5 separate regions of the Homo sapiens genome follow, and regions 1, 3, 4 and 5 are each linked to region 2. Evidence: read pairs that join two places in POLR2A ChIA-PET (ENCODE). Cell type or tissue: CD4-positive, alpha-beta T cell. All regions are shown on one strand. Region 1 has its middle 14 kb from the start of TLR8-AS1. Region 2 overlaps LOC105373133 (a long non-coding RNA gene). Region 3 has its middle 25 kb from the start of TMSB4X. Region 4 has its middle 6.9 kb from the start of TLR8-AS1. Region 5 has its middle 82 kb from the start of EGFL6.

Evidence for each region. ChIA-PET counts read pairs that join two places held together with the same protein. Peaks named below come from ENCODE experiments on the same cell type or tissue, not always from the same donor. Only the 100,000 strongest peaks of a DNase experiment are listed, where the experiment ranks them.
Region 1: POLR2A ChIA-PET joins it to region 2 with 10 read pairs; 7 of 35 experiments call an interaction of 5 or more read pairs at or near these places.
Region 3: POLR2A ChIA-PET joins it to region 2 with 14 read pairs; 8 of 35 experiments call an interaction of 5 or more read pairs at or near these places.
Region 4: POLR2A ChIA-PET joins it to region 2 with 23 read pairs; 7 of 35 experiments call an interaction of 5 or more read pairs at or near these places.
Region 5: POLR2A ChIA-PET joins it to region 2 with 10 read pairs; 4 of 35 experiments call an interaction of 5 or more read pairs at or near these places.

What each region holds. Positions count from the first base shown.
Region 1 is chrX:12,955,396-12,959,395 of GRCh38, reverse strand. No RefSeq gene overlaps it. Among named protein-coding and RNA genes, the nearest start is that of TLR8-AS1, 14 kb to the right of the region's middle. RefSeq lists cis regulatory regions at 2,132-2,598, 2,767-3,630 and enhancers at 2,473-2,702, 3,393-3,472. In CD4-positive, alpha-beta T cell, no CTCF peak of the experiment used is centred here; DNase peaks (open chromatin) are centred at 2,335 and 3,015; H3K4me3 peaks cover 2,740 bases; H3K27ac peaks cover 3,494 bases.
Region 2 is chrX:13,049,549-13,053,548 of GRCh38, reverse strand. All of the region lies in intron 2 of LOC105373133 (a long non-coding RNA gene), which reads right to left. Among named protein-coding and RNA genes, the nearest start is that of FAM9C, 6.9 kb to the right of the region's middle. In CD4-positive, alpha-beta T cell, no CTCF peak of the experiment used is centred here; DNase peaks (open chromatin) are centred at 1,518 and 1,858; H3K27ac peaks cover 3,586 bases.
Region 3 is chrX:12,998,063-13,002,062 of GRCh38, reverse strand. No RefSeq gene overlaps it. Among named protein-coding and RNA genes, the nearest start is that of TMSB4X, 25 kb to the right of the region's middle. In CD4-positive, alpha-beta T cell, no CTCF peak of the experiment used is centred here; DNase peaks (open chromatin) are centred at 1,342, 1,692 and 2,412; H3K4me3 peaks cover 1,661 bases; H3K27ac peaks cover 3,863 bases.
Region 4 is chrX:12,948,218-12,952,217 of GRCh38, reverse strand. No RefSeq gene overlaps it. Among named protein-coding and RNA genes, the nearest start is that of TLR8-AS1, 6.9 kb to the right of the region's middle. RefSeq lists enhancers at 854-1,083, 1,014-1,308, 1,714-2,008 and cis regulatory regions at 937-1,366, 1,636-2,048. In CD4-positive, alpha-beta T cell, CTCF peaks have their summits at 1,010 and 1,215 (motif pointing left); DNase peaks (open chromatin) are centred at 437, 1,167 and 1,897; H3K4me3 peaks cover 2,304 bases; H3K27ac peaks cover 3,895 bases.
Region 5 is chrX:13,486,078-13,490,077 of GRCh38, reverse strand. No RefSeq gene overlaps it. Among named protein-coding and RNA genes, the nearest start is that of EGFL6, 82 kb to the left of the region's middle. RefSeq lists an enhancer at 3,123-3,222. In CD4-positive, alpha-beta T cell, a CTCF peak has its summit at 1,755 (motif pointing right); a DNase peak (open chromatin) is centred at 1,717.

The DNA of each region.
Region 1 (4,000 bases), 94 kb after region 2:
TCGAGTGCTTGCCAGAGCCAGGCACTGCCTTAAGCGCCTCTTCATTCTCCCAGTGACATTGTGGGGTAGGTAGAGTGAACACCCCATTTTACAGAGAAAGAAACTGGAGCTCCGAGAAGTACCATGGCCAAGGTTGCTCAGCTAGTAAGACCAACCATTGAATGTGACAGTTTTAAGTTTTATTTTTCAGCATTTTATTTACATTTTCTACCCTCAAGCAGGGGCAGCAGTGAGGAGAAGGTGAGATCTCAGATGCTGTAGAGACGGTTAAATTGGCCATTGACTAGGTCAAAAAAGTATATATATATCCCTGTGTATGTGTGTGTGTGTGTGTGTGTGTGTGTGTGTGTATATATATATATATATATACACACACTGTATATATATATATATATATACACACACACACACACACACATACGCTATATACATATATGGTATAAGACTATATATATACACACATCTGTATACATATACAGTATAAGACTGTGTGTATGTGCATATATGTATGTGTATATATATATATATATATACACACACACACAGTCATGTACTGTGTGATGACATTTCAGTGATCCCATAAAATAATACTGTATTTTTTACTGTACCTTTTCTAATTTTAGATACACAAATACTTAGCATTGTGTTACAGTTGCCTACAGTATTTAGTGCAGTGACATGCTGTACAGGTTTGCAAGCTAGGAACAATGGGCTGTACCATATAACCTAGGTATGTAGTAGGCTGTACCATCTAGGTTTGTGTAAGTACACTCTGTGATCTTCGCACAATGAGGAAATCGCCTAGAACGTATCCCCATTGTTAAGCGATGCATGACTATATGTAAATATGTATATATATATATATATATATATATATGTTTTTTTGTTTGTTTGGATGAGAAACACACTAACATTTGTAGTGATAAACATTTTTTGTTGCTTTGTTGCACCTTCTCAGTAAATCCCATGAATTTAGTCTAAGGATGCTCATTTTACAGATGGATAAACCGAGGCTCCAGAGATCACAGTTGGCAAGTGGCTGAGCTGGGACGGTATCCAGCTCTATCTGGTTCCAAAGTCTGGTCTCTAAGGCCCTCCTCACTGAGCTAAGAACAACATGAGAAGATGCCCGTGTATGGTAGGCTTTCAAATGCAAATCAAACAATGAGGACCTCTCTGCTCATTTCAGACTGACAAAAATGAAAAGGTTGAGTAGTGGCTCCAGTTGGCCAGAATGCAGGGAAAGAAAAGTGAAAGCTCTTATATGCTGTTGTTGGAAGGGTCAATTCGTAGGGACTTTTCAGAGGCACCGGTGGCTGTCACAATTAAAACAGCATTTCCAGTTGAACCCAGCATTTCCAGTTTAAGTCCAGTGACAGGACTCTCATTCTATAGCCATACTAACACACTTACATATACATATACATACACATGCACAAACATCTAGATCTTTCCCCCATAGCATTGTAGATAAGAGTAAAAGCTACAATCAACCTAAGTGTATATTAATTGGGAGATTAATTAAATACATGATAGAGTACCCAAACAATGGAAAACTATGCAGCTGTTAAAAAAAGATTGAGGCAGATTTATTCATGATATGCTGTGGAAGGATGTCCAAAGAATACTCTTTTTTTTTTTCCCCCGAGACAGAGTCTCGCTCTGTCACCCAGGCTGGAGTGCAGTGGCGCGATCTTGGCTCACTGCAACCTCTGCCTCCTGGGTTCAAACAATTCTCCTGCCTCAGCCTCCCGAGTAGCTGGGATTAGAGGCACCCACCACCACACCAGCTACTTTTTGTATTTTTAGTAGAAATGGGGTTTCACCATGTTGGCCAGGCTGGTCTCCAACTCCTGACTTCGTGATCCACCCACCTCGGCCTCCCAAAGTGCTAGGATTACAGGTGTGAGCCACCGCGCCCAGCCAGAATACTCTTAAGTGGAAAATAAAGAGCCTCATAAATAGTGTCTGATCCCTTCTGTGCAATAAAAAAGTGAGGTGTAGAGAGACCATTTCCGGAAGGGAATTTTAAGAGCTTACCTCTGGGGAAAGGAAATAGAGAAACCTCTACCATTTACATTTTTACCAGAAGCATGCATTACTTTTATATTTTAAATATTTAAAACATTATTGATGTTTTACTTTCATATTTTATACATTTAACATTTTTTCTGTGTATTTTCTTGCTCAAGAAACTTGTCACAGAATCAACAACACGCAGTTGAGTATGCCTGTGAAAGAAACAGAATGTGACCCTGGGCTTAGGGTTTCTTTAGTAAGAAAACACCTTTGAAAGGAAGTGAAACACACCACCAAGCACCAAGACAGAGGGAGGGGGACTTCCTGCTTATCTGCAAGGGAAGGAACCCGTGTTCTTAAAGGGGCAGGAGGAAAGTTATTTTCAAGTCAACTGCTGTCATAACCCTAGATCAAACTAACTGCAGACCAGTCTGCAGTAGGCCCCGTTCTAGACTGCAAGTGTAGTCAGCCAGCCCACCATAGGCCCAGTTGAGAACTATCCTCACTTACAGTGGCTGTGCTTTGGATGTTTTCCTTGTAGAATGTGACCATAGCATTACATTTTGGTGAAGTGAATCATATTTTCAGTGAGGTAGGGAAGTTGCTCGTAGGATCATATAGTGATATGTATATGTGCCTGAATATTCATGTATGGTGTTTCTCTAAGTAGAAGCACGTGTGGCCAAATTGAACCACTATAAAGGTGTACATTTGTACAGGTACTTGGTTTCTTAATTTTGCCATTATTTTGCATCTGCTAGCTCACCCTTGCCTCCCAACAGCCCTGTGAGGGCATGAGAGGGCAGCTGGCATCCCATCCATAAGTGAAGACATGAGACACACAGTAAGGGACTTCCCCAGGGTCTCTGAGCCCCTAGCAAGACCAGAAGGGGTCCCCAAGCCTAGCAGGTCGGCTTCTGGCCTGGTGCCCCGGCAGGGGAGGAGCTGTGGTTTCCTGTGGTTTCATCATCCGTCTGTCTGACCGTTTATGTGGAAGTAACTTTCCACTAGCTTCTCCTAGGCCTCCCTCAAGAGTGAAGTGCCAATGGGGCCCTGAAAGGGGGCTCTTCGAGGGAGAATCCACGTGGGTAGTGGTTGGGGGACGCCTGGGAAAACAGATGAGGCTGGCGAGGGCAGGGGTGACATCCTACCTCCGCTCTCAGCCTCTCATCTGTGCCCACACTTGCCTGCCTTGTGTGGCTTTATAGCATGGGAGGCGTCTGCCAACTGCCCGATTCCTACTAGTTATTGGATAATCACTTCCACAGAAGCAGAGCAGAAAAGCCTCACGCCGCCACAGGCCCGCTCTACTTCCACCGAGGTGACTGCCATTAGCGGCATGGCTTCTGCTGCTCCTGGTGCAGGAGGATTGGATGGGCTTGGCCCTGGCTTGTGGTTCCCTGAGAGGGCCACGCAGGGCCCAGGGAGATAACAGGGGACATCTGTGTTCTCTCCCGCTTCCTGCCGTCACACCCTGAGGGAGGGTGGCCAGATTTAGCCAATAAAAATGGAAGACGCCCTCAAATTTAAATGGGAATTTCAGGTAAATAACAAATAGCTTTTTAGTATGAATATGTCCCATGCAATATTTGAGACCATAGAAATTATTTTATTTCTGTGAAATTCCAATTTAACTGGGCATCCTGTATTTCATCTGACAAGACTACCCTGAGGGGGAAAACTTAGGCCCTCTCACAGGCACATTGCTACTTTGGCTGTCTCTGTTTTTTTTTTATTTTTTATTTTTTATTTTTGAGACGGAGTCTCGCTCTGTTGCCCAGGCTGGAGTACAGTGGCATGATCTCGGCTCGCTGCAGCTACTGCCTCCCGGGTTCAAGTGATTCTCGTGCCTCAGCCTCCCAAGTAGCTGGGATTACAGGTGCGTGCCACCACGCCCAGCTAATTTTTGTATTTTTAGTAGAGACGGGGTTTCACCATTTGGCATGGTTGATTTTGAACTCCTGACCTCAAGTGATCAGCC
Region 2 (4,000 bases):
ATACAATACAATAAAATAAAATCTCATTAGGGACCTGTTAATGACTACCTATATCACTAAACTGTTGAGGGATATTTAGCAAGACATGAGGGGTGTGATCACCATAATGACTGCAGGTGCTCCATTTCAGCTCAAGGACTTTCAGGTGATATCACCAGGTTTCAGAGTGAGCTGGCCCTCTCATTGTAGTACTGGGGTTACACACCTTTTACCTTAAGTTACAACAACTAGAGAGCTCTGTCTTCCCCTTGAGGCCACCTGTGTGACCTCACACCCCAGATCTGTTCTCAGAGGTGTACAGCTCTTGATAGTCAACCTAGACAGGAATGATCAGGCCTAAGAAAATGCTTCTCTTACAGGAGATTCAGGAGTGACAGATTATAGAAATGCCATTACCGTAAATAACGCATCTTGGCTCGAAGGCAAGTAGCACTTCAAATTCTCTATGGATGCCTCTTGAATTTAAAAATCAGACAATGTGGTCACCATATCCAAATGTTTTTTAAAGAAAACCTTTAAGGTACTCCAGGCCTAAAGCCCTCACATTCTGAGGAGCCCCTTCAGAGACTCCTGCCTTCTTCAAGGGTCTAATTTTCAATTGTTGTGACTGAAGGCCAAAACCATTCATGTCTAGAATGGCTGCATGGGTCTTGACCCAAAGTTCAGATCAGTGAACCAATTTCATAGTTTCTATAGCAGTCGAATTCACACAAAGTGATCTTGGGAGCCCCTCTAGTCAGCGAGTTTTCTAACCGTTCCATAGATGCACCCGCCCCCGCCCCACCCCCGACATTCTGCTCTGAAAGATGTAATCACAATCTACTGTGACCCTCTGAGTTGGCTTTGCAAGCTCATCCCAGAAAAAAGCTATCCCTCTTGGACATTACTTGGAAGAATTTTCAACCATGCCAGTGCCAAAGTTGTGAGCAGGTGGCACTGACATGCTGAGTATTCTGGGAGTCGGCTTTGGCCTTGAAGGAAGATTACAGGGGCCACATGGGTCCTATGCCACAATTTAAAACGGAGTGTGGGGGATGTGTCAGGATGAACAGGGAAGAATAGGGTGGGGAAAGTCAATTATAGCACCAGTAAAAGGGACCTTTTTATGTTCAAATGAGGTTAATGGGAGGAATTTTGATGCCAAGATATTTTTAAATATTCATTGAAAAATCAGTACGAATCTCTTTTTTTCCCCAAAAACTATTGTTCCACCAACTTTGTGGGTAGCCAATTACAATCTTAAAAAATGCCCAAGTATTGCAAATCTTTTCTGGTTTCTCTATAATTAGTTGCTAGGATCAACAAAGAAGAACTTAGGAAGCTTAATTTAATTTTCAGCAGGAATCTTAATAGAATAACAACAACAAAAAAAATAACAGGGGTGGGGAGCAGAGACAACACAATAGAAAGAGTGCTTTGACCCCTCAGCATCAAACAATAAAGCAAACAAAGGCGCTTGGAGCTGGTCTGGCCCTGGCAGACAGCCATTTTTGTCTTTGAAGCTCTCAGTGATCTTGTTGAAATACATCTTCAAAAACAGGAAATTGTGTGATTTTGATTTTCTGGCAACCTCGCCCTTTCTTGTGAACTGCCAACCAGACCATGAGCTGTTAACTTTGATTTACACTAAAATAGGATGGAGGCAGAAACAAAAGTATTTCCTTCTCACTTAAATCTCAAGATTTTCAGAAGCAGTTATAAAGCTAAGTCATTTCTGCTCATTAATGTGCCCAACAAACATTGCTGAAATGAGGCCTGTATAAAGGATGGAAGTGCATTTAGCTTTAGTTTTGCTTTGCAGCTAGAATGGGGAGGAAAATTCACCTTGATGAGAATAGAAAGTGGTGACACTTTGCATGAAAGTTGTATACATAGCTCTTAAAATTCAGTGGGTGATGACGCATACACTAGGTAATTAATAATTCCGGTAGACACTTCTGCTTTGTCAGAACAAGAAAGCAAATGAACATAGAAATGTAATGGAATGTCTGTTTCTCCATCTTTATATCAAGGGAGTTGACCTAGAACAGTGGTTGACAAACTTTCTCGAAAGGGCCTGATAGTAAATATTTTTTACTTTGCTGGGCAGGCAGTTTCTGTTACAACTACTCAACTCTGCTACTGTAGTGTAAAAGCAGCCATAGACAAAAGAGAGAAAAAATAGGCATAGCTGTGTTTCAATAAAACTTTATTTACAAGCATAGGCAGCTATGTAGATTTGGCCCAGGGGTTGTAGTTTGTTGACCCCTGGTCTAGATGATTACACTTCATACTCTCTGTGAAAGCATAATTTTGAGAGACAGAAGAGAAGAAAAAACACCAGCTTGTTCTTTCTCTCTCTGTGACCACCAATTCCTTTTCCTCAACTTATATTCTAAAATGTCCTGGCCCTGGAGGGAGGAACCCTCTCTCTCCCTCTCTGCCTTTCCATCTTTTTTGTTTTGTTTTGTTTTTGAGACGGAGTTTTGTTCTTGTTGCCCAGACCGGAGTGCAATGGCACAATCTTGGCTCACTGCAACCTCCACCTCCTGGGTTCAAGCGATTCTCTTGCCCCAGCCTCCTGAGTAGCTGGGATTACAGGCACGTCCCACCATGCCTGGCTAATTTTGTATTTTTAGTAGAGACGGGGTTTCTCCGTGTTAGTCAGGCTGGTCTGGAACTCCCAATCTCAGGTGATCTGCCCGCCTTGGCCTCCCAAAGTGCTGGGATTACAGGGATGAGCCACTGCGCCCAGCCCCCGCCTTCATATCTTTTATCCACTGCAATCTGGTTTCTCCCTACATCACACTTCAGAAACTACCAGGCAAAGACCTTGGGTACCCTCGTGATGGTCAAATCTTATGGTGGCCATCCAAGCCTCAACCTTCTTCATCCCTCTGAGGTCTTTGAATTTACTGAACTCTCCACAACTCTAAAATCTCTGTCCTCTTCTGTCTCTGGACTCAACTCTCCAGCTTGTCCTCCTGTCTCTTCAGTCTGTAGTGCTGGCTCCTTTTCCTTTATCTCTGCCAGGTTCAGCTTTAGCCCTTTCCAGTCCCAATCTCCGTGAGAGCCATTGACCATCTCCTCTCTCATGGTATTTACTTGACATTGCTAGCCTAACTGCACCTTCATCTGCCCATGTCCCTGAGCTGAGAGTCTTGGAGGCATCTTTAACCCCTCATTTTTGACCTGCAAACTGCTATGTTCCCACGTCACCAATTCCCTCACCCCTCCCCCACACCTTGAGTCAGTCCCTTGTCATCAATTGGTTGTAAAATGTCATCAGTTACCAGTCTCCCTCCACTGAAGGACCCAGATAGTCACTTAGATGATGAAACAAAGTTTTCTTAAAAAATTGAAATCGGAAGCTAATTAATAGTCAGGCGTGGTGGCTCATGCCTGTAATCCCAACAATTTGGGAGGCTGAGGCAGGGAGATCACTTGAGGTCAGGAGTTTGAGACCAGCCTGGCCAACATGGTGAAACCCTGTTTCTAATAAAAATACAAAAATTAGCCGGATGCGGTGGCACATGCCTGTAATCCCAACTACTCGGGAGGGTGAGGCATGAGAATTGCTTCAACCTGGGAGGCAGAGGTTGCAGTGAGCTAAGATCGCACCACTGCATTACAGCCTGGGCGACAGAATGACATTCTGCCTCAAAAAAAAAAAAAAAAAAAAAAAAAGGAAACTAATTAATAAAAAAGCTATTTGAAAAGAGTAGGGCAGTGGAATGTAGAGAGGTGACATCCAGGGCCACTGCATGACATTAATAAGCTATAGATGCATTTTCCTTCGTGAAGCCTTTCCTCCACTAAAAAAATAATAATTATATATATAAAATAATACATTAAAAAATTATATTTTGTGACTCTGTTAGTATAAAGATAATATAATCCATACTGAATTATATTAATATTTTCCCTTGTTATTTTTAAGAGAAATTGAAGTAATTTTGTGGTCCCTCAACTCTGTGCCTAAAGGAGAAGTCAGTCCTGTAGATATTGGTCAGATGCTGAT
Region 3 (4,000 bases), 51 kb after region 2:
GTTTAAAATATTTTTCTTTCTTCAATAATAAATTAACCTTAGCTTACTGTAACGTTTTTACTTTATACACCTTCGAATTTTTTTAGCTTTTTGACTCTTTTGTAATAACAGCTTAAAATATACATTGTACAGCTGTACAGAAATGTTTTCTTTCTTTATATCCTTATTCTGTAAACTTTTTTCTATTTTCAAACTTTTTATTTTATTTTTGTGTGTGTTTTTACACAAACACAGACATTAGCCTAGGCCTACACAGGCTCAGGATTGTCAATCTCACTGTCTTCCACCTCCACAGCTTGTCCCACTGGAAGGTCCTCAGGGGAAGTAACAGGCATGGAGCTGTCATCTCCTATGATAACAATGCCTTCTTCTGGATACCTCCTGAAGGACCTGCGTGAGGCTGTTTTACACTTAACTTTATATCTATATGTAGGAGTACACTCTAAAATAATGATAATGGTGGGGTGCAGTGGCTCATACCTGTAATCCCAGCGCTTTGGGAGGCTGAGGTGAGAGGGTCACTTGAAGCCAGGGGTTCCAGATCAGTCTGAGCAACGTAGTGAGACCTGTTCTCTACAAAAAATGTAAAAATTAGCCGAGCATGGTGGTGCACACGTATAGTCCCAGCTACTTGGGAGGCTGAGGTAGGAGGATCACTTGAGCCTGGGAGGTCCAGGCTGCAGTGAGCCATGATTGTGCCACTGCACTGCAGCCTGGATGACAGACTACTGACTCAGGATCTTGTAAAATTCAAATCTAACATTATCCTAAGTAGAAGATGCATCCCTTCAGGATAAGTCAGGTGAAGACTCATTCCACAAATACTAACGCTACCATTTCTGGTTGTCTGAGCTACAAAGGTAAATAAAATGCAGCTTCGATCTCTCTCAGAGCTCACACCTGGCTTAAATTTAAACATCTTTAAGGTAGGGAAGTAAAGGAAAAGCGGAAAAAAAAGCCCTTCAAAATCAGGGAAAGGAAAGCCAAAAGCACTTTATGTTTTCTCATTCTAGATGAGATTTTTAAAAATCATTCTATTTTATTTTTCTTTTTAAAAGAATCGCATGCGGGAATTAGTACAGGGACAACTCTAATATCAAGTTTGTGTATTTAACCTCACATTCTATAAAAGAGCTGGAACAAATGCACTTAAATCAGTGATATTTGAGCTGATGGCTTGAAATTTATTATCAGTCTTTCTGGAAATGATTTTCTTACTCTTTAGGGTTCTCGATTTTTATTTGCATGTTTCTGTTCAGCTTGTAACTACTACAAAGATCAGGAAGAGGAAACAGGACTGCACGGCCCAGTCCTCTTCATGTTTGAGAAATGGCTGAGTCGGCTCCTGGGACGGGCACATGCTTCTAGAATATTGTGGGCTTGTTAAGCCAGTCCCAAAGCAACAATGGCACTGCAGTTTCCAATGCCAAATTCAATGTCGTTTTTGGGTTTTACTTCATAGCCAAACCAAAGAACAGACACTCAAACAGATACATTTCTTGCCTGTTATTTTCCACCCTTTCTTAGCCAGTCCTTAGAAGGATATACAGGCAGGCATTTCTGCTCGTCTGGAAAAAATCAGTGGTGCAGAATATGACAAAAGGTTTCACTTCCTTTTTAGCCTTTATTGAGCAGAAAAGAGCAATTTGAAAATGCTGTCGCTGGGGAGTAAAAAGTCACTTCCTGGCCGCTTTTGTCAAGAGGGCCCCTGCCGCTTGGCACATCTTCAAATAGAATCAAGAGGCACACTTGATTATATCCTTCATGAAAACATTTAAATAATGTGAGGGTTCTGATTTAACATCCTTTCCCCCACATCCCAGGAACTCTCATAGCCAAAATGATGATGCAGCCTTACTTAAAATGTACCTCTCTAAGGTATTCAGAGCTGTTTTAAGGATTCCCCCATAGGCAAGCTACTTAAATGGCTCTAACAACTCAGAAATATAAGACTAAAATTGCACCAGAACCCGCATAGAGTGTCTTAGCAATAATACCACACGTGGCACAAATAATATATATTAGGTTGGCTGTTGCTTAAAAAAAAAAACAATGCCACAAATGTTTAGAAGGAAAATAAAAGGCACTCATGAAATAGTGGTAATCAAATATGAGAAGGTGATATCAGAAGACATTTGTTCTCAGATCTTCTTAATGTAATTCACAATATCCACTGGCAATATGAGCCCCCAGTGGCACCCACTACTCTCCTTTTGATAAATGCAATGGTCTCTTGGCTTTTAAAAAGATAAATCTTGGGTATAACGCTGAGCGTCAGATAGTAATAAAGGTATTTTATACTGTTTTGCCACTGATGACCAAAAAGAAAGTGAGATGAATCGAATTGGGAAAGATACAGCTGTTGAACGTTGAATGAGCAAAGCACCCGGCAGGAAGTGTGTAGGTGAAACCAAACACTCGGTTCAGAGGTGAAATCTGCATCTGACTGGCGGGTTGCAGTTTTCCTTACTAAGAGCAGTTGGGCTGGTTGTTTTTTCCTCCAAAAGACACAGAAATGATCAGAGTAGGTCAGAGAGCTGACTTACTCCTTTTAGAAGCCTTTGGTTTGGCTGTTGGTAAACTGGAAATTGAGTTAACGAAATCTATTGAATTACCAACGAATTCTATCTCACTCTTGTTCTCTTCGAGAATTGGGTAACTCATTGAATATTTTTGACCCACTTTTCCAGAAGCTGAGTGATGTGGATGGATGTCAATATGGCTTTGAATGATGCTTCTTCCAAGCTTTATAGTCTCTGGGATAGGATTGCAAATAAAGCCAGAGGGCTCCTGTGTTTCGTTTGTGTGACATTCACAGTATCCTACACACAATAGATGCTTCATAAATGAGTGTTGAATGAATTAAGTTGGTTCATGATGCACCTATCCCACCCTCTCCATGTAAATACCTATAAATAAACAAATAAATAAAAATAAGGATAGATAACAAGCCCATGTAAAGCCCAGAAAGTCTGTATCTATATATTTCCATAATGTCAAACACTTGGATGTTTGGAAACTTCTGGATGGTTGCCTCTACGATTCTATTTTCTATTATTATTTAATGATAAAAATAGATTATATACAGGGATCCTCAGGCAAGGCAAGACATGATCTACCTACCCCATAGTCTCTTGGTTCCTACTGCCCTCTAAAAAAATTTCTATGAGAAATTGAGCCACATCTGGATATGTCACTTAGGATAGTTTGCCAATACTTGACAATGAGACTCAGAATGTTGCTGTATATTGATGCAGTTCTCTCTCTCTCACCCTCTCTCCCCCCTCTTTATCTTGCCTTTTCCATAAAGCTTTAGAATAACTAGCTCTTTTATTCACTCTGATAGAAATAGAAGAGAGCCCAAAGCCCCAGCCTTTTCAGGAATTCCAGGGCAACTGAGTTACTGCAGCTACTGTACAGCCCCTGCTCCCAGGAATTTTCCTTTCCCAGTGTCCCCAAACACCACCCACAGCCACACACCAGTCCCTCTGAAGAGAGTTTCTCAGCAATCAGGCCCTCTGCCCATCACCAGGCAAGAAGCCATTCTGGGGAATAAGATGACAATAACCGAGAGGACAAAAGCCTGCTCTGTGTGCATTTCTGTCTGCCCCATTGTTGTGAGCACGAGGCAACTTGGGGTTGTGCATTCTCTGCGTATCAGGAAATCTGTAATCAGGGGAAATTGTTTCTTTTTACTTCCAAGGACATGAGCAAATTTAGAGCAGTGTTTTGGGGAGGGATTTCTTGTTTGGGGGGTTTGTGTTTGTTTTTTCCTCCTCCCTTTCATAGAAGAAGAGCTTAGTGCAGGCTTTTAACTTGAAACTAGGAGGTGGATCAGAACTACTTTTCAGTACAGAAACTGCAGGTCCTGGATTTGTTATTCATATTTGTCCATTTGCTACACAGCACTTTATCAAGATCTTTGGCAAGTGTACTTCCACGTTGACTTTATTGGTTTCATATTAACAGACTTTATCTTAGAGTGGGGAAGAAGGGAGGG
Region 4 (4,000 bases), 100 kb after region 2:
GCTGAGATCACACCACTGCACTCCAGCCTGGGCAACAGAGCAAGACTCCGTCTCAAAAAAAATTTATAATAATAATAAATTAAAAGGCAGATTAATTGGAGAAAAAGCATACAAATTTATTGTGCACATGGAGGAGAACCATAGAGTGATTACCAATCCCCGCAGTGGGGTACAGAAGCCTTGAGGTTACAGAAAGACTGGAGGCTTGGATCTTGGCAAAGAGATTATGGCATGGGGAGAAGAGGAGGCCTGGCTGGCAAAGGCGTTCTTGTTACATAGGAGAAATCTCAGAGGTAGCCGCTCTCAGACAGAATAGATAGTAAATGTTTCTTTCAGACCTTTAAAGGTATCAGACTCTCAGTTTTTCCTAGATATGGACAAGAGAGAGCCTCAGAGAAAGCCTGGCTGTATCAACGTAGTTTTTCTCTGCAGATGCAAATCTTCGCCACATGAGACAGTTTTGTAGGGCTGCTTCTGTTTGCGGGCCCTGTGAACAGCCATCTCAAAATATGTCAAAGAAATATATTTTGGGGTAAAATATGTTGATTCCTTCACTGGGCTTGAGGTGCCCCACTCCCAAGTTTGAGAGAAGAATCTGGGAGAGGTTTGGGAGATTTTTTTCTTTCTGGTTTTAATTGCACTCTGTTTCCTCCAGAGTTTACAGTTATTATTATTACTGTGTGATCTAATTATGTGCAAGCAACATAATCACAGAACTGATTATGCCTCTGAAAATTGGAAGGGAATATTTTGGGGGAAAAACCCAAATTGAGAAATGACTGAGTTTATAGCCAGTAACAGCTGTTGTTTTTAGGAAGTTAAATCGATTTCTTTTGCTCAAAGAGTTTCTACTTCCTGAAGAGATGTACCCTGTTTTCTATGGGTGCAAAGGCAGTCTGTGTACATCATGATACTCCATACGGGCCTGATGGCGCTCAAACAGAAGGCCAGGCCAGCAGGCATCAGAAGCTTTTCCTTTCCCCCAGTTTCCTGTTTCCAGATCGTATTCCAAAGCTATAATTTCTACTTACCTTGAAGACCTTCAGTTTTCCCTGTTTCCTTCCTCTACTCCCTGAGCCTCTCACTATGAGATCCCTAGAGTGTGGTTGTAACGGCCTCCTCTAGCGGGTGCCCAGGCCCCAGTCTGCTCTGCTCCACACTTCCCCCTAGGGGCAGTTCTCTGCCTGCGTCCATGCTACCCCCTGCTTCTAAACCTTCCAGCGATCCTCAACACCAGTCGCCTATAAAGTACAAGGGCCTTGCACTTTATAGTTGGCCTTCAGGGAGGGCACAGTTTGCAGCCAGTACTGCCTACCAGCACACTTCTGTTTCCTTCAGCTCACCAAAGCTTTAGCCATGAGAGTTTATCATTCCTTCCTCATCTTCCTGTCCACGCCTGTATTTCCAGATCATTCACACTGTGCCCTCTGCCAGGAATGCCTTAGTCTCATTTCCAACCTCACGGCCACCTTAGGAGACAGCTCTTGTGGCATAGATGTTAAGATGGAAGGTTCTGGAGTCAGGCTGCAGGATTTGTATACTAATTCTGCCCAGGGTGTGCAGCCTGTGCAGTCACATAAGAGCCACACTAAGGAGGGCTCCGGGCTTGGTTTTTTGCTCTGCTACCACCATCTTGAAATTCTTAATCATTTTTGAACCAGGGCACTGGACTTGCAAACTATGTAGCCAATTCTGCTTCTGACACTGACAAACTGTCTAACTATAAAATCAGGATGACAGTGAAGGCTTAGAACAGGGTCAGGCACTTTGGAAGCGGTCAGTGAATGGGAGCTATCATTATCCCCATCTTACACACCAGGAAAGAGGCTCAGTGAGTTGCTCCACACCCCACAGCTGTCACGTGACAGAAACGGTGACGTGGCTTACTTTCACTTCCCACGCCGATGTGAACTTTCCTACGTAGCCCTGACTCTTTGTAGCACGTGGTCATGTCTGCTCTCAGTGTATTATGTGGCAGTATTTAAAGGCTGCTCATACTGCCTTTGTTCCTTTAGAAGTAAGCAAAGCACAGAGTTAGTATTTCTCACACTTGAAAAATGAGAACAGTAAATCAGTGACTGCCTTAAACATCCAAATCCAATTATGACCTTTGCTGAGACAAAGATGCTGGCATCAGAGTCTGGAGTCTGGGGCTCTGTGAACCCACACACCATGCCTGTCCCTCTTCAGTCTGGAGCCAGAATCCTCCCTTTCCCACAAAAGACAAAAGATGCTAACAGATGCACGCTGGTTTCCGGAGGAAAAGGCCACTTCTGTGAGCCAGTGGGAAGACGGGAAGTCTTTCCTGCAGGAAGGGGGTAGGTAGCTCAGGATACTAGCAGGAGATGCTTTTAATTGTTCTGCAACAGTGACAGCTCAGCATCGTGATTCCTGGTGGTGCTGGGGTGCAGTACTATTGTTAATGTCAGCTCCCATTCATTCATTCCTCTATTTTCACACTCACACATTCTGAATGCAGTTATTATGCTGTGGTCTTGGGGAAGGAGCTGTGCTAGTGGAAAGTGATGCAAAGTGAAAAGAATATTCTTGCCACTTGGGGATTAGGGAGAAAACCAGCAAGTATGCAAAGATTCACAACCATCTGGTGAGTGCCTAAAGCCAGATATTATCAGAACTCGGGTAAAACCAGAGGCCTAGAAAAGGCAGGAAAAACATGGCTCCCTCAAGAGGTGAAATTTGAGCTGAGATTTGAGGGATAAGGAGATCTGATTGCCAGTCCCGTTGAATTCATTTCCTATCCCTGTAGTAGCAAAGGACCACAGATCCAGCAGCTTAAACAACACAAATTGATCATCTTAAAGTTCTGGAGGTCAGAAGTCTCACTGGGCCAAAATCAACGTACCTGGTAGGCTACATCTTTTCATGGAGGTTCTGGGGGAGAAGCTGCTTCCCTGCCTTTCCAGCTTCTAGAGGCCTTCTAGATTCCTTGCTTCCTCCATCTTCAAAGCTGGCAATGTCACATCTCTCTGACCAGTCCTGCATAGTCACATTTCCCCCTGACTCTCCTCTTGAGCTGCCCTCCTTCACTTTTAAGGGCCCTTGTCACTACACTAGGCCCACCCGGATAATCTAGGATGATCTCCCTACTTGGAGGTCACCTGACTAGCAATATTAAATCCGTCTGCAGTCAAAATTCCCTTTTGCCATGTAACCAAATATTCATAGGTTCCAGGGATTAGGATGCAGACATGTTTTGGGGCTGCTACTCTGCCTGCTATGCTCATTTTGTAGATTACTTGCTGTGTGCCCCTGAGCAATTTTGTCCAGTCTCTCTGAGCCTGAGGCTTCTTGTCTGTAAAAAGTAGAAATAAGACCCGCCCTGCCCATCTCACCTGAGAATGTAATGAGATAGTGTTTGTAAAAATGCTTTAATAATGGCAAAGGTCTCTGTCAGCATAGATGTTCCTATGAGGGGGAAGGGCAGGGGATAACATCCTGAGTGTCTGCTGCATTCTAGGTAGGTACTAGGAGATGGTTTATCCCAGATGGCGCATACCTCTTCCCAATTCCACATTCAGAGCTGTCACACTGGTGTCTTGAGATCTGCCATGGTGACAGTATTTACACCATGGAAATACTCCAAATCAGGGCTGCCCCCACCACCTTGAGAACCAGTTGTTAAACATTTACCAGCACATGACAGGTCTATTCCATTTATTTAAGAAAAACCACCTGAAGGGGCTTTTATTCCTTTATAGTATAGATAGGCAAGTCAAGCTCACAGCCAGTGATAAACCCACCTAAGATCTCACAGCTGGTAAGAGTGACTGAGTGTTGAGGCTGGCTTGTCATACTCCAAAGTTGATTTTTCCACTGTACCCTCAAAACCATTCTTCACTCCTCCAGTTCTGCCTACCCTTGACAGGTTTGATTACTCTAACTAACCAAGAGAATTGTGGGACTTAATAGCAGGTTCAAAACTGTAACTGTCATGCCTAAGTTGGTGGATGGCCACGTTTTGGCTGTGGAAGTGCAGTTT
Region 5 (4,000 bases), 440 kb before region 2:
CTCAAGAGAAAAGAGAATGAAATTAGCACTGATGAAAGATGGAGAAAACTTTGATGCAATTTAGCCTCTTGATTCCTGTCCTCTCTGAGATCTAGCTGCACTTCTGACCTTAATGTTGATTAACATAGGCAGATAAATCCTCCCTTGGTCAAGTTGGGTTCCGTTACTTAAATCCAAAAGGGTTCAAGTGATAGATGTTTGAAACCAGATTTTTTTTTTCAGCAAAGTGTTTAATTAATGCAGAGCTAGCGAAGCAGAAGGATTGGAGTTATTATTTAAATCAGCCTCCCCAAGAATTCAGATGGTAGCGTTTTTATGAATAATTTGGTGGGCAGAGGGCTGGGGAATGGGTGCTGCTGATTAGTTAATGATAAAATCATAGGGGTGTGGAAAATAGTCCTTGTGAGCTAAGCCTGCCTCTGGGTGGGGGCCAAAGGACTGGTTGAGTCATGAGTCCCGAGTTCGGGTGGAGTCAGCCGGTTGCTAGAATGCAAAATGAAATCAGAAATGTTTAGAAACATCTAAGTAGGTAGGTAATCCAACTATGACCCTTTGATAATGGGATGAATTCAGCTATAAAGAGGCTATATAACAAAATGCCTTATAAAGTACAAGGTATGACTTTTGTAGAAGATGATAAAAACACTTTTGAAAGTAAAAACTAGGGAGAGAACAAATACTGAAGCATTAATATCGATGTTGTTTGCGGCCTTTCATTTCCAGTCATTTCCATTTGCAAAGTATTAATTATAACCGTGATTAAGTTTGCCTTGTAGATTGCATTTGGATGAACTCTAAGGCAGATGTGCAGATTCATTATTTTATATCTCAGTTAATTTACATGTCCCTAGGAAAGCACATTAAATCATACAACTCATCTTTCATCAGAGTTGAACACTTGTATTTATTTGTTTTAAATTCGTATCTTCATGCAAAGCCATTGCCTTCCATCTCCCTAAGTGAGAACTGTATTTTATTTTTCTTTCCCAAAGAAACAAACTCAGGAATCTAATAATGAACCCAAATTGGTTTACTGGGAAAGGACAGGGAAACAAATGGAGATGCTGTCCAAGTATGCTGCCACCCAAGGAGAACCCTGCTCCCAAGAAGTCGTTTTATTTCTAAGCAAATTGTCCTGAATATATAAAGCTCACAGGCCCTCTTCCAAACCACAATTTTCTCTCAGCAGGACATCTGAAATGGAATTGTGATTGCTGCCTGTGCTATCCCTCAAGTCTCTCTCATCCGACACAGAACCCAGCCTAGTTAAGACGGTCAAAATCCCAAGTTTGGCTTCCCTATTTAATGTGTAAAATGTTTCCTTTTTTGTTTTTTGTTTGTTTGTTTGGAGATGGAGTCTCGCTCTGTCGCCCAGGCTGGAGTACAGTGGCACAATCTTGGCTAACTGCAACCTCTGCCTCCCGGGTTCAAGCGATTCTCCTTCCTCAGCCTCCCAAGTAGCTGGGATTACAGGTGCCCACAACCATGCCCAGCTAATTTTTGTATTTTTAGTAGAGATGGGGTTTCACCATATTGGCCAGGCTGGTCTTGAACTCCCGACCTTGTGATTTGCCCGCCTCAGCCTCCCTAAGTGCTGGGATTACAGGCCTGAGCCACCGTGCCTGGCAAAAATGTTTAAGTCTGATTTACATGGAGCTGGAACGTTTCCTTTGAAATTAAAAACCAAAAATCACAGATGACAGCAGAGGGCACCCTTCCCTCTCATATGCAGTTGACACTCTCACCACCTGGGGAAAAAGATTTTGTTTTTCTGGGTTTCTTGGGGTTGACAATGGACACACACTCCAGTTTGAGATGACACACCCGTTACTGGTTGATCCTGTCTCTCCCCATTCCATTTTCCTTTCCTCTCTGAGCTGACTGACCTTATCTTTGGGGAACCACAGAATAAAAGGAGTGGTTGCCGGCAGAATCCCTGAGGAATGTATTTTTTTCTGTACAGCTTGCAATGCTCCAGAAAGGACTAGAAGTCTTGCTTCTTTGTGGAGGCCTAAATGCGTAGTTGAGATTTGTGTTGGGTCCAGTCCCCCAATTATATTCCCCTAAGGGAAAGCAGACAGGAAGCTATAAAATTCAGAACATTCATGCCCTTAGCCTCCATTTCTCATTGTGCAATCTCCTTGTTTGGGACCCACACTGTTCCTGCTGTCAGCAGTAATGAATGCACACAGCACATGTTGGGGTCAGAATGAAGGATACTTGAGAAACATCAGTTTAGAGAATCGTGGGTGAATGTTAGCCCACATAATCTCCCCCAACAGAAGAGCTGTTTCAGCAGCAGCTGGGAAATGCAGTCAGCATCATGGCTAGAAGGAAAATGAGTGAAATTATTACAGAAAAATGGCAGATTCTAAATATTTTCCTACGAGTCCTTTAAGAAGCAATGCATATGAAAACATTTACTTCTTGGGTCAATATTTTATATTTAATCTAGATAAAATGCCTACTTCCTTTATCTGACTCTCCATTGTTTTTCACGATTGTGGTTTTGATCTGGACTTTTCATCCTGCCCCCAATAGCCCTACAAAGAGGGCTCAAGATTGCCAAATAAGGCAATAGGTTCCTGCCCATCACCACATGTGGTCATGGCTGGGCTATGTGTGGAGGCAGCCAAGGAAACAGGAAAACTACAACCTTTTTTGGAAAGTCTCCTGTCTTTCTGCCTGGAGAAACGTGAGAATTGCTTCAGTGACTCATTCCCTCAAGGTTGTGGGGAGGATGAATTTTGGCTTAAATGCCTTTTAATTTGCAGGTTTAATGGTGAAAGTTACCAATCAGAGCAGGGTATGTATTCATCATCATTCATTTAAAACCTTTTCTTTAATTTGGAGAGCCACCACGTAAGAAATGTTTTGAAGGTGAAACCCCGTCTCTACTAAAAATACAAAAAATTAGCCGAGCGTGGTGGCAGGTGCCTGCAGTCCCAGCTACTCAGGAGGCTGGGGCAGGAGAATGGCGTGAACCCAGGAGGCGGAGCTTACAGTGAGCCGAGATCGCACCATTGCACTCCAGCCTGGGTGACAGAACGAGACTCCGTCTCAAAAAAAAAAAAATGCTTTGTGGTCAGCATTCTCTCTCCTTGGACTGCCTGGTATTCTCTTTCTTATAGTGACATTGTCTGCTAACAGAAGACAAATGTGCCAGGATGATGGTGATGTCCTAAGTGAGAATCATCTACTCAATCTCTTACTTCAAAATGTTTTCCTAAAAACTCTTGCCCCAAACCCCTTCAGATGTTAGATGGCAGTTGACAATAGAATGGGGGATTGGTAGGAATTATGGGGCAGCACAGACGATCTATCTAGGATGCATGCATGTAGTTGTAGACTTTATCAGATATGTGTGGACTGAAGAGCTATATAAAGGAAAAGCCCATAGTATGGGTGGTTTTTGAAAATCATAGCTAAGATGAATTCTGGGCTCTGAATGGATTCACACACACACTAGGCTTGCCCCAGACTTCAACTCTTTTTAAAACCATAGTTTAAACTTTGCTACCAAGGACCAAGCACTTGGTGGTGTAAAGTAGTGATCAGGGCACCACCTCTTTTTCTCCGCCTGTCCTTCTGAAGCATTCCCCTGCCTCTGACTAGATTACCGTCTGTTTAAAGACAAGACCAGATTTATGTTTTTTGGATTTCCATTCAGTGTCCACCACTTACATATTATAGGTGCCCAATTAACATGTGTTGAACAAATACAGTTGGAAGAGCCACCCCTGCTCTTTGCTGCGGACAAGGGAAAATACATCTCTATGCTTTTTCCTTTCCATTTCAGAAACTAGAAGGGGGTGGTAACCCTGCCTTAGAATTTTTTCTGGTCCAAGGTAAAGAATAGTGTCTGATTCTGATCTTGTGCCAAGCCTTTGTATACTTCATTTCTAAAAGTAGAAATTAAAGGTAAATGGCCCTGCTGTTTGAAGTGGTGCTATTATAGGCTTTGCTTCTTGTGTACTACGATGCCCCTAGCAATATTCTT